Regions from separate parts of the Mus musculus genome. Here region 2 is linked to region 1. The links are chromatin loops, found by intact Hi-C in ENCODE. Cell type or tissue: left cerebral cortex. All regions are shown on one strand. Each heading gives the region's core, and the rest is flanking DNA. Links, peaks and the distances in the headings are about the cores only. Region 1 has its middle 53 kb from the start of Gm36049. Region 2 has its middle 140 kb from the start of Rai2.

The links. A loop is a pair of places that touch in the nucleus more often than their neighbours do. Peaks named below come from ENCODE experiments on the same cell type or tissue, not always from the same donor. Only the 100,000 strongest peaks of a DNase experiment are listed, where the experiment ranks them.
Region 2: it touches region 1 in a loop (3.0-fold over the local background); 4 of 42 quality-filtered maps call a loop at or near these places.

What each region holds. Positions count from the first base shown.
Region 1 is chrX:161,408,177-161,413,560 of GRCm38, reverse strand. No RefSeq gene overlaps it. Among named protein-coding and RNA genes, the nearest start is that of Gm36049, 53 kb to the right of the region's middle. In left cerebral cortex, for the core only: no CTCF peak of the experiment used is centred there; a DNase peak (open chromatin) is centred at 2,216.
Region 2 is chrX:161,570,228-161,575,611 of GRCm38, reverse strand. No RefSeq gene overlaps it. Among named protein-coding and RNA genes, the nearest start is that of Rai2, 140 kb to the left of the region's middle. In left cerebral cortex, for the core only: no CTCF peak of the experiment used is centred there; a DNase peak (open chromatin) is centred at 2,789.

The sequences.
Region 1 (5,384 bases), core at 255-5,254:
CTTCAAATTCTCTTCAGTGGTATCTGAAATGCCATGCCGTGGGTTAACTTAGCCAGTGTCCTCCAAAAATTCACACTCTTATAATAAGTTTTAATTAATGAGAAGAATTAAACATCTGGATGTTTAGTCTCCATCTGCCACCTGCCATTGGATAGAATTAGATTATTATTTGCATATTCATGTTTATCGGCTCTATGGAAAGCAACCAAAGTGGGAAAGTTCTGGTTCTTGCCTTAGAAAGGAATATTCTGGTCAAAGTAACCAGGATCAGACCATGGGAAAGTTGGAACTCTTAGGGATCTAGTTCAAACTCTATACAGAAGTGAGTGCTCTCATCCTACTCACTCTTCTATTGCTGTGAAGAGGCACAATGACCAAGGCAACTCTTGAAAAGAAAGCATTTAGTTGGGGACTTGCTTACAGCTTCAGAGGCTTAGCCCATGGGAAGCATGCATGTCTTGAGCTTGGTTTTCAGAAGTCTCTAAAGAAACCCAAGGACAAAGGGGAAACAAAAACAAGCACACAAGAGACTATTGAAACCTTTAAAATGTGTGGCCCTAATAAATAGTAGTCACATAAACATAATGCTTCATACTAATGACCTCAGCAGGTTTTTTGTTTTTGTTTGTTGTTATTGTTTTTGTTTGCTTTTTATCTTCTACATCATGTCTGGCCTTCAACAAAAGATCATGTTTACTGTTCTCCATCTAAATACTTTGCAGATCAATATCTTTACAAGTACTTAATATCAATAATAGCTAAATATAATGGTACATATATTCCTGAAGGCTGAAGCAAATGAATTGCAAGTTTGAGACTAGCCTTGGATACATAATGAGACTTTTTTGTTTCTTTGTTTCATTAATTTACATTCTAAATGTTGGCCCCCTTCAGGATCCCCCTCCAAGAGTTCTTCACACAACTCCCCTCCCTTTTGCCTCTGAGAGGGTGCTCTCCACACCCCACCACCTTCCCACTCCCCTCACCCACTCACTCATCCCCGGATCAACCCCACCCCCACATCCCCCTTCCCTAGGCATCAAGTCTCTACAGGATTAGGCACATCCTCTCCCAATAAGAGAGGCAGACCTCTGCTTCGTATGTGCCTGGGGCCTCAGGCCAATGTATACTCTTTTGGTTGGTGGTTTAGTCTCTGGAAGCTCCCAGGAGTCCAGGTTACTTGACACTCTTGGTCTTCCTATGGGGTTGCCTGGCTCTTCAGCTCCTTCAATCCTTCCCCTAACTCTTCAATAGGGGTCCTGACTTTAGTCCAATGATTGACTGTGAGTATCTGCATCTGTATTAGTCAGGTGCTGGCAGTCTTTTGGGGGACAACCATACCAGGCTCCTGTTTGCAAGCACATCTTGGGCATTAGCAATAGTGTTGGAGTTTGGTGTCTGCAGATGGGATGGATCCCAAGGTGGAGAGGTCTCTGGATGGCTCTGCTCCATTTTTATCCCTATATTATTTTAGTCAGGAACAATTCTGGGTCAAAAATTTTGAAGGCAGTTTTGTGACTTCATTCATCCACTGGATGCCCTGTGTATCTACTGGAGGTTGTCTCTTCAGGTTCCATCTCCTCACTGTTAAGCATTTCAGCTAAGACTACCCCCATTGGGTCCAGGTCTCTAGGACTTTGTAGAGGTTCCCTCTGCCCCCACTCCCACAACTGCATATTTCCATTCATTCTCCTGACCCCTCTCTGGGCTTCTCTCCTGTTTCCCCCCATACATACTCCTGCCCCCTCTTTCCCCTTCCTCTTCCTCTCCCATTCAGGTGACTTCCTGCCTTTGCAGCCCATAATTATTTTGCTCCCTCTTCTAAGTGGGATTGAAGCATCCTCACTTGGGCCTTCATTCTTATTAAACTTCTTACAGTCTCTTGGTTTGTATCACAGATATTCTGTACTTTTTGACTAATATCCATGAGTACATACCATTCATGTACTTTTGGGTTTTGGTTACCTCACTCAGAATGAGATTTTCTAGTTCCATTCATTTGCCTGCAAAATTCCTGATGTCCTCATTTTTAATAGCTAAATAGTATTCCATTGTGTAAACGAACCACATTTTCTTAAAACAACCACAAAATAAGCTGAAAAGATGGCTTGCTGGTTAAAAGTACTATTTGCTATTCCTGTGGATTTATTTTTTTATTCTCAGCACCCACACAATGACTCACAACTGTCTATAACTCTGGTCCAGCACTCTCTTCTAGTTTCCATGGGTACCAGCCACACATGGGATGAACAACCATATGTTCAGGCAAAGCACCAACACACCAGTTTAAGAAAAAAGAATCACAAAAGAGAAAGATAGAACCATAATACATAGCTGTGAAATACAACTGCAAATAATTTATAAACCCATGCATGAAAGCATGTTCAGCTTTCAACTAATAGAGAGATGTAAGTTAATACAAGAAATTTGCTTTACTTTTTATTTTGGTAAATAATATTTAGACTCAATCCTACCATATTTGGTGAGGTGAACAATTTCAGTACATTCTTCAAGTGGTAATGTTTCCTAGCAAGTAATTTGTCAGTTTGGATCAATTACCTTTGAAAATAATTATAAACTTCTCCTGAGTATACTAAGAATTATCTTGATCCATAATGCCAATGAGTACATAATGATGAATGCACCTGGATTGTCTGCCCAGCTCTGACTATAATAGTCCTCTAGTGGGAATAGCCAGAGAGATGGCTAAGTGGAAGCACATTTATTTAATAAAGTCATAAGTATCCATGAAAGAATCTATTTTCAAGGAACATATGTCCGTATGAGAAAATGTTCAGAACATAATGGGGAAAGAAGGCTATAAAAATGTATACTTCACATCCTAATTTTATAGTGAATGTATGGAGGAAAGCAATGAAGAAAGGTTAATAGCAGTCTCCGTAGCAAAATTATGGGCAGCTTCTGGTTTCTCTTTTGTTCTTTTCAGTGTATTCCCCATGTTTTCTGAAATAAAAAGGGTTTATGTTTATAATCAAGAATAAAATAACTGGAATGTTCTAGTCATTTGTAACTTGACTACATTGCTGCTAGAGGGAAATTCTGCCTTGATTATTTGTAAAGTAGAGCATGTTTATGTCAGACTTTGGAGAGTCTCTGTGCATTAAGGACTGACTCAGATAGCCAGACAGGCCTAGGTGACTTCCAAACTCATTGTCTCTCATTACCAGTCCTGTCTGTAAAACAACTTAGAAGTTGGAATATTTTTAAGACATAAGACTCCTCAAAACCACTTTATTGGTAGCTGCATAGTCAACACTGCAGAAAAAGTGACAGCAAAGGAAAATAGGGAAACAACACCCTTTACAATAAAAGAACTTTGGAAGGTATCACCATCCCTGCTTTCAAGCTGTATTACAGAGCAGTAGTACTAAAAACCACATGGTATTGGCATTAAAATAGACAGGTTGTTCAACAGAATCAAACTGAATATCTAAGGCACTAAGTTCTACAACTGAAAAATGGGACCCCATGAAACTGCAAAGGAAACAGACAATAGGGAAAATGGCAGCCTATAGAATGGGAAAAGATCTTTACCAACCCTACAACTGAGTCAAGATAGAGACCTGGGACAGGGGAGGCTCCTGGATAGTGTGGTGACCCCAGTTGAGACTACTAGCAGCAGGGGGATATAGAGTCTGAGGTATCCAACTCCTGTAGCCAGGCAGGACTTCTAGTGGAGGGAGGGAGACATCAGCCCACTCACAAAACCTTCTACCTTAAATTTGACCTGTCTACAAGATGTGCAGGAATAAAGATGGAGCAGAGGGAATGATTGAGGGAATGGCCAACCAATAACTAGCCCAACTTGAGACTCATCCCATGGGCAGGAACTAGTACCTGACACTATTATTGGTGCTCTGTTATGCTTGTAGACAGAGAAGTCTTGTAAGCTTGTCATCTGAGAGGCTCCACCCAGCACCCAACAGAAACAGATGCAAAGACCCATAGCCAAAGCTTAGGCTGAGCTCAGGGAATCTTGTGGAAGACTCAAAGGAAAGATTGCTGCCCAGAGGAGATAGGCACTCCACAGAAAGACCAACAGAATCAACTAACCTGGACCCTTGGGGCTCTCAGAGACTAAACTACTAACCAAATAGCATACACAGCTGGACCTAGGCCTTCCTTGCACATATGTAGCAGATGTGCAGCTTGGCCTGCATGTGGGTCCTCTAACAATTGGAGCAGGAGCTGTCTTTGACTAGGCCTCTGATGTAGCAAGCTGTGCCAGGGTGGGTTAGAATGGGGATGCTCCTTACTCTGAGGAGAAGGGGAGAGGGTGACACTGTGAGGAAAAGCGGGAGGGGGCTGTGATCAAGAAAGAAAGAAAGAAAGAAAGAAAGAAAGAAAGAAAGAAAGAAAGAAAGAAAGGAAGGAAGGAAGGAAGGAAGGAAGGAAGGAAGGAAGAAGGGAGGGAGGGAGGGAGGGAGGGAGGGAGGGAGGGAGGGAGGGAGGGAGGAAGGAAGAAAGGAAGGAAGGAAGGAAGGAAGGAAGGAAGGAAGGAAGGAAGGAAGAAATAAAGAAAGAAGGAAAGAAGCAAAGGAAAGAAAGAATGAGAGAAGAGAAGAGAAGAGAAGAGAAGAGAAGAGAAGAGAAGAGAAGAGAAGAGAAGAGAAGAGAAGAGAAGAGAGGGGGAGGGGAAGGGAGGGGAGGGGAGGGGAGGGGAGGGGAGGGGAGGGGAGGAGAGGAGAGGAGAGGAGAGGAGAGGAGAGGAGAGGAGAGGAGAGGAGAGGAGAGGAGAGGAGAGGAGAGGAGAGGAGAGGAGAGAAGAGAAGAGAAGAGAAGAGAAGAGAAGAGAAGAGAAGAGAAGAGAAGAGAAGAGAAGAGAAGAGAAGAGAAGAGAAGAGAAGAGAAGAGAAGAGAAGAGAAAAGATGCAGTTGAGCCAAGTCTGGAGGTATAGATCAATAATCTCAGCTCCCCAGGCAGGTAAGGCAGAAAGATGGCAAATTCCAGGCCTGCTTTGGCTACAGAGTGAAGTTAATGTCAGCCTTAGCAAATTGGTGAAACCCTAGCTCAGATGTTAAAAATACAAAAGGGCTCAGCAGTAGGACATTTATACAGCATGTGTGAGGTCCTAGGTTTCACACCAGTACTGAGGAAAAATGCATCTGATTTGAGAGATTTGAGCAAGCACTTCCCTCTTTGCATAAGCTCCCTGATCATTGCCAACCTCTGCCCACCATACACCCTCCTCTTTAAATACACTCATCAGTGGCAGGGTCATTAGGGAGAAAAGCGATGAAGAGGAAATGATTATAAAAGTTACATCTGCTATTCAGGCAGCTGTTATCTTTCCTCGTTAGGACAATCAATCATTTTCAACATCATTTCTGTAACCAGGAAAAAGCTTCATTTATTCGAAGAC
Region 2 (5,384 bases), core at 331-5,330, 160 kb before region 1:
AAGTTATTTCTATTTCCTTCTATTGGTTATGAGTGGGTCATTAAACCCGGGTAAGGTTAAAGGGCAAAGGCATGATCCCCCACCTCTAGAAAGGAGTATCAATGCTGCCATGACATTTTCATTCTTCTGCAGGACAGGAACTGTCTTAGTTCTAAGTTCTTTCTAGCTGACATGGGGCAAAACAAAGTGTAGATAGTCAGTGCATAACTGGCAAAAGAACAATGGGAAGGCACAAAAGAGAAATCATCTCACTGAAGGAAGTCCCAGAGACACAAGGGCAGCTAGTTCTTTCATTCATTTTTCATATGTTAAGAGTAATTTATGAAGTTTTAATAAGATATCAGAATTATACATTAAAATTTCAGAACATTATCAGAACGAGTACATTTACAAAACCATAAAACACCTTTAAAACCTGATTATATAAATTTGTTTTCTAAGGACATGTAGAGTGGTATATGCCTATTCTTTCCTTAGGTGCCATAGATTCATTCTCTTTTCTTTCTTCCTTTCTTTTCGAGAGAAAAGTCTGGTTTGGGTCTGGAACTTGCCAGGTGGGCTGGGCTTGCTGGCCAGTGAATCCCAGGAATCGCCTTGTCTCTGCCTACCCAGTACTGGTATTGGTTTTGTGAACCTAAATCATGTTCTCATGGTTACAAAGTGAGTAGTTCATCAATTAAACCATCTCCTTAGCCTGCCTTTGGCTCTTTCTAACAAGTGCATAAAGTCCTATCCAAAACTGTTCCTGTCTAAAAGAATATGTGATAAAATATAGAGCTGAGATTGAAGGAAAGGCCATCCAGTAACTGGCCTAACTTGGAATCCATCCCTCAGGCAGGCACCAAACCCTGACACTATTACTGATGTTATGTTGTACTTGCAGATATGGCTGTCCTCTGAGAGGTTCTACCAGCAGTTGACTGAGACAGATGCAGATACTCACAGCCAGGCATTGGACTAAGGTTGGGGACCCCCATGGAAGAGTTAGGGGCAGGATTGAAGGAGCCTAAGGAGATAGCAACTCCATAGGAAGACCAACAGTATCAAATAACTGGACCCCTCAGAGACCCCAACAAAGAGTATACATAGGCTGCTTTGAGGCCCCTGGCATATATGTAGCAGAGGGCTGCCTTGTCTGGCCTTAGTGTGAGAGGATGCACCTGATCCTGTAAAGATGTGATGCCTCAGGGTAGGGGATACCTTGGGGAGCACCCTCTCAGAGTTGAAGGGGCAGGGGCATGGGGGAAGAACTCTGTGAGGGAAGATCAGGAGGTGGGGCAACATTTGGGATGTAAATTGAAAAAATAATTTTAAAAAAGACCTCCCAATGAAAAACAACTAAAACTAATTCTTTATTGTAGTGCTGGAGATTGAGCCTAGGTTTCTACGTCTGCTAGGTAAGTACTTAACCACTGAGCTAAAACATCATCCTCCTAAAAAGTAATTCTTTATGCAGAAACCCCAGGACAGTAGGAATTTGCCATCCCCAAATTAGTATTTGGGAAATAATAGTCACTCAAACTTTTGACAGTTGGAGATCTCATGTAGCATCTTGTCCATCCCACCAATTAACAGAGGGAGGGGCTATGACAGGTAACATTTACTGGGGACAAACTCTGCCCTAGTACCAATATTACTTTACTATAGCTGTGCAACATGCAGATACAATAGAATCATTGGTGTGATTTCTAGGATTAAAAAGCTCAGAGAGAATCACTAATTTTCACATGCTCACATATATAAAAAAATATGAACTACAGATTTGAACCTGGTGTCTACCACAAGTCTAACAATTGCATTCCTAATGACATGCCTGTATTCTGCCATCCAACCTGTCTTCCCAGTTTACTCATAGTGCTAGTGGGTAGACTATTCAGAAGAGGACCTAATCCATGCTTGAAATTGAGCAAGTAATGATACAGATCAAGTTAAAGTGAGGCCTGGTTAAACTAAGTTTTAGTAAAAGTTATTCAGAGCAAAGATGCTTATAGGCTCCAAGAGTGGTCCTTTGTAAGGAGCACTGCATTTTGAGTGAACTAGGACCATGGTGGTGTAAGTGACAAGAACTATTGTAGGTGTGACTCAACAATTTTTAGGCCCAGACTTGAAAGCAATCTCCCAAAGTTCAAACTGGAATTTTTTTTCCTCCTCACTTAACCTATTTATGCCTTAGTTTTCATGCTTCGGAGATAATAATCATATATTTGATAAGGTTTATATGAATGGACATTATGACAAATAAGCATAAGCATTCTAAACAGTTTATGACATATAGTTAATTCTTTATGAGGACTCAACAATATCACCACAACATAATAACTTCCAGGTCCTAACATTGTCTATGACACATGGTTCAATAGATACTTATTGAATAAACGAAGAGAAACATATTAGTAGTTTTAATAGTATTCATCTGTTCTTCATTCTCTCTAAAAAAAAAAAAAACAAGAAAAAAAATCAAGTTCTCCTTTACCTTATATATTTCCATATGTTGACGCTTGATTCTGTGGTTATTAAAACCACTTTTCCTTGGCAAAGCATAAAGGAGCCTGAGGACCAGCTGTTTCCCAGTTTGTTGCTTTCTGGGGCCCATTCTACTAAGGAAGTAACATCTGAATGCTGTGGAAAGCAAAGTCTCAGTTATAAGTTCCAAAAATCCACTTCCAACTTGAAGAGACAACAAGCTTGGATTACAGAACTGACTAAAAGCTGCTGGGATGACTTCAAGCAGATGTGACTCAGGCATTCAAAGGACATCATCACAACTTGATGCTATATTTTGCCTGTGCTTTACTAAAAGATTGTTCAGATCTTAAGCAGTTCAGTCCTTAACTGGGTCATGCATCCCAGTTTTAGACCTAGTTGAATCAATTTGGAATCATGTTTTTACCCTTGAACCAATCACTGCAGCTCTAAATATGAACACAAGAACTATGGAATTCATGGGTCCTTTCCCTTGATGCTAAGGAAAACAGCCAGCCTTAGACATTTTTAAATGACCTAAATCTGGATGCCATTACCCTGGGAAGAGAAGGTGAACTGGGCAGGTACTCACTACAAATGGTCATGAGGTAGTAATAGGCAGTCTATACTACCTTCCTCAATGATGTAGCAAATATGTGGTCCCTCTACGCTTGTGTCACAACCCTCAAAAATCTCTCCAGTTTGAAGGGAATGGTTTGTCAGCTTTTTTAGCTCCACCTTCAGCCCAAAATGAAATTTGTATCAGGAAGTAGTAGACATAGGAATTGAAACAAATATTACACCATGTGGCAGTTCATCTTCACTACCTATCACACACTTTAAGGGTTTCTCTAGTTTATCCTATTACATTGTTTAAATGTAATCTATTCTATTTTATTCCTTTCTTTCAATTCCACTGTGTTGTGATTTTTGTCAGAGCAATGCTAGCTAGCTACACGCTGAAAGAAACAGCCTCTAAATCTCAGTGACATCACAAACTAAAAGCCATGTCCTAGCCCAGTGCAGCCCAGAGAGCTTGGCAGGCAGCTTTCCTTTCTCTCCAGAACAAAAGTGAAGAGGGTAGAAAGGAAAGAGCGGGGAGGAAAGGATGAAAAGAGGAAAGTAATGATGTCACTATGTAACAGGCCTTCCTTAAACTCTCAGGATGGCTTCACACTCACAATTATCTTCCCCTCTTAACATCTCAAGTACTAGGTTTATAAGCACACACTACCTCACCAAGCTTAACTCCTGTAGCTTTTATGGTCAGACTTGGCAATGATGTATATCACTTTGCCTCCTCTCCATTAGTCACATTCGACTACAAGAGCTATGGGAAAACATGCTCTGAGCCCTTAGGAGGGAGCACTAGAATTGTTGTGCATCTAGGCAGTGTATGCCACATTGCTCTACTCTAGTTTGTTAAGGAAAAGAAAAGGATGGTTCTTGCTCACTGAATGAATTCCAGGACGTTCTAGTGGCTGCAGTTCTCTACTGTGAAAAATATGACCTTTTAGTCTACTTTGGTCTTTTGACCTTGTGCACTAGCCTTTCTTTGTTTCCTTTGTTCTGTTCTCATTTGTCTGACATGGCACCTGACTTATCCTTCGTCCCTAGAAAGGAGAAAATAATCACCTACTCCCTTACTCACTTATATGTTCCTGACTCTGCCTAAGAATCCTGAACCCATTAGGCCAGACCTTGCCTCCTGTAGAACCATGATTCCTTAGTGCTACTTCATGCCACCCTTCTCTCTCTCTCTCTCTCTCTCTCTCTCTCTCTCTCTCTCTCTCTCTCTCTCATATCTCCCCTGTTTACTTCCTTACCCCTCCCAGCCCTAGGGCTTGTGAGAACACAAAGTAAATGAGTCCAGGTTCAATAAGCTGCATATATTTTCGGTCTCTGCCCTAGGCAGGCTCCAGCATCTGGCTAGGTCAGAACTGAGATAATGAAGGTAACCAGGCAGATAATATGAGAGCTCTTTGGCCCTGCTACTATGGTGAGTGACTAGAAGATCTGACGCAGGCAACATTTTTATCTCTGCAATCGGCCTTGGAGTTCATTATCTAAAAAGCTTTGGCTATTAGCACAATAACAAATCTGTTACCACAGAAGAGAGCTTTTACTTTAAAACTAAGTGAGGTAGAAACTAGAACCTTGAGTTCCTTGGTTAAAAGCCTTTTTTGTTCTGGAAGAATTATGTTTACTGTCATTCAAGTTGATAAACATTTTTTTTAAAGAATCCTAGTGCTCAACATGTACTAGACACTCTTCTGGGTGCTTCTAAATATTAATCCATTTAAGAATCCGAGTTGGCCATGGCAGTTCATGCCTTTAACGCCAGAACTCAGAGACAGACACAGACACAGAGGCAGATGGATTTCCCTGGGTTTGAAATAAGCATCATATACATAAAGAGTTTCAGGCCAACTGAGGCTATAGAGTGGGATTCTGTCTCAATTTTTTAAAAAAGAAAATTTAAAAGAATAGTCACACAAACTTGGAGGTGAGATGATTCAACCACAAACACATCACACACACACACACACGCACACACTAAATAAATATAATTTAAAAATTAAAATCACCAAACATCTATAGATAAGGTTACCCAAGTGTGGTAGTTTGGCTTCACATGCTGCTAAATTGTGAGAAATTTTGTAAGCCAGTTGTGAACCATGGTCATTCCTAAAATCAATCATTTAAACAGGTGACAGCTGTGAACAACCCAGCAGTTCTTAGGTTCTCTGCTTCATTTTCTTGTTGTCCTCTGCTTGAGAGTGTCTATGTCATCTGAACAGTAGAAATAATGGACGACAAAGGACTTCTGTGTACATGTCTGATTCTTGGATACTCAGTATCAGATTTTCCAGGGCCCCAGTGGCTCTCATTCATTCCCAAGCCAACTTCTCCATTCCTCT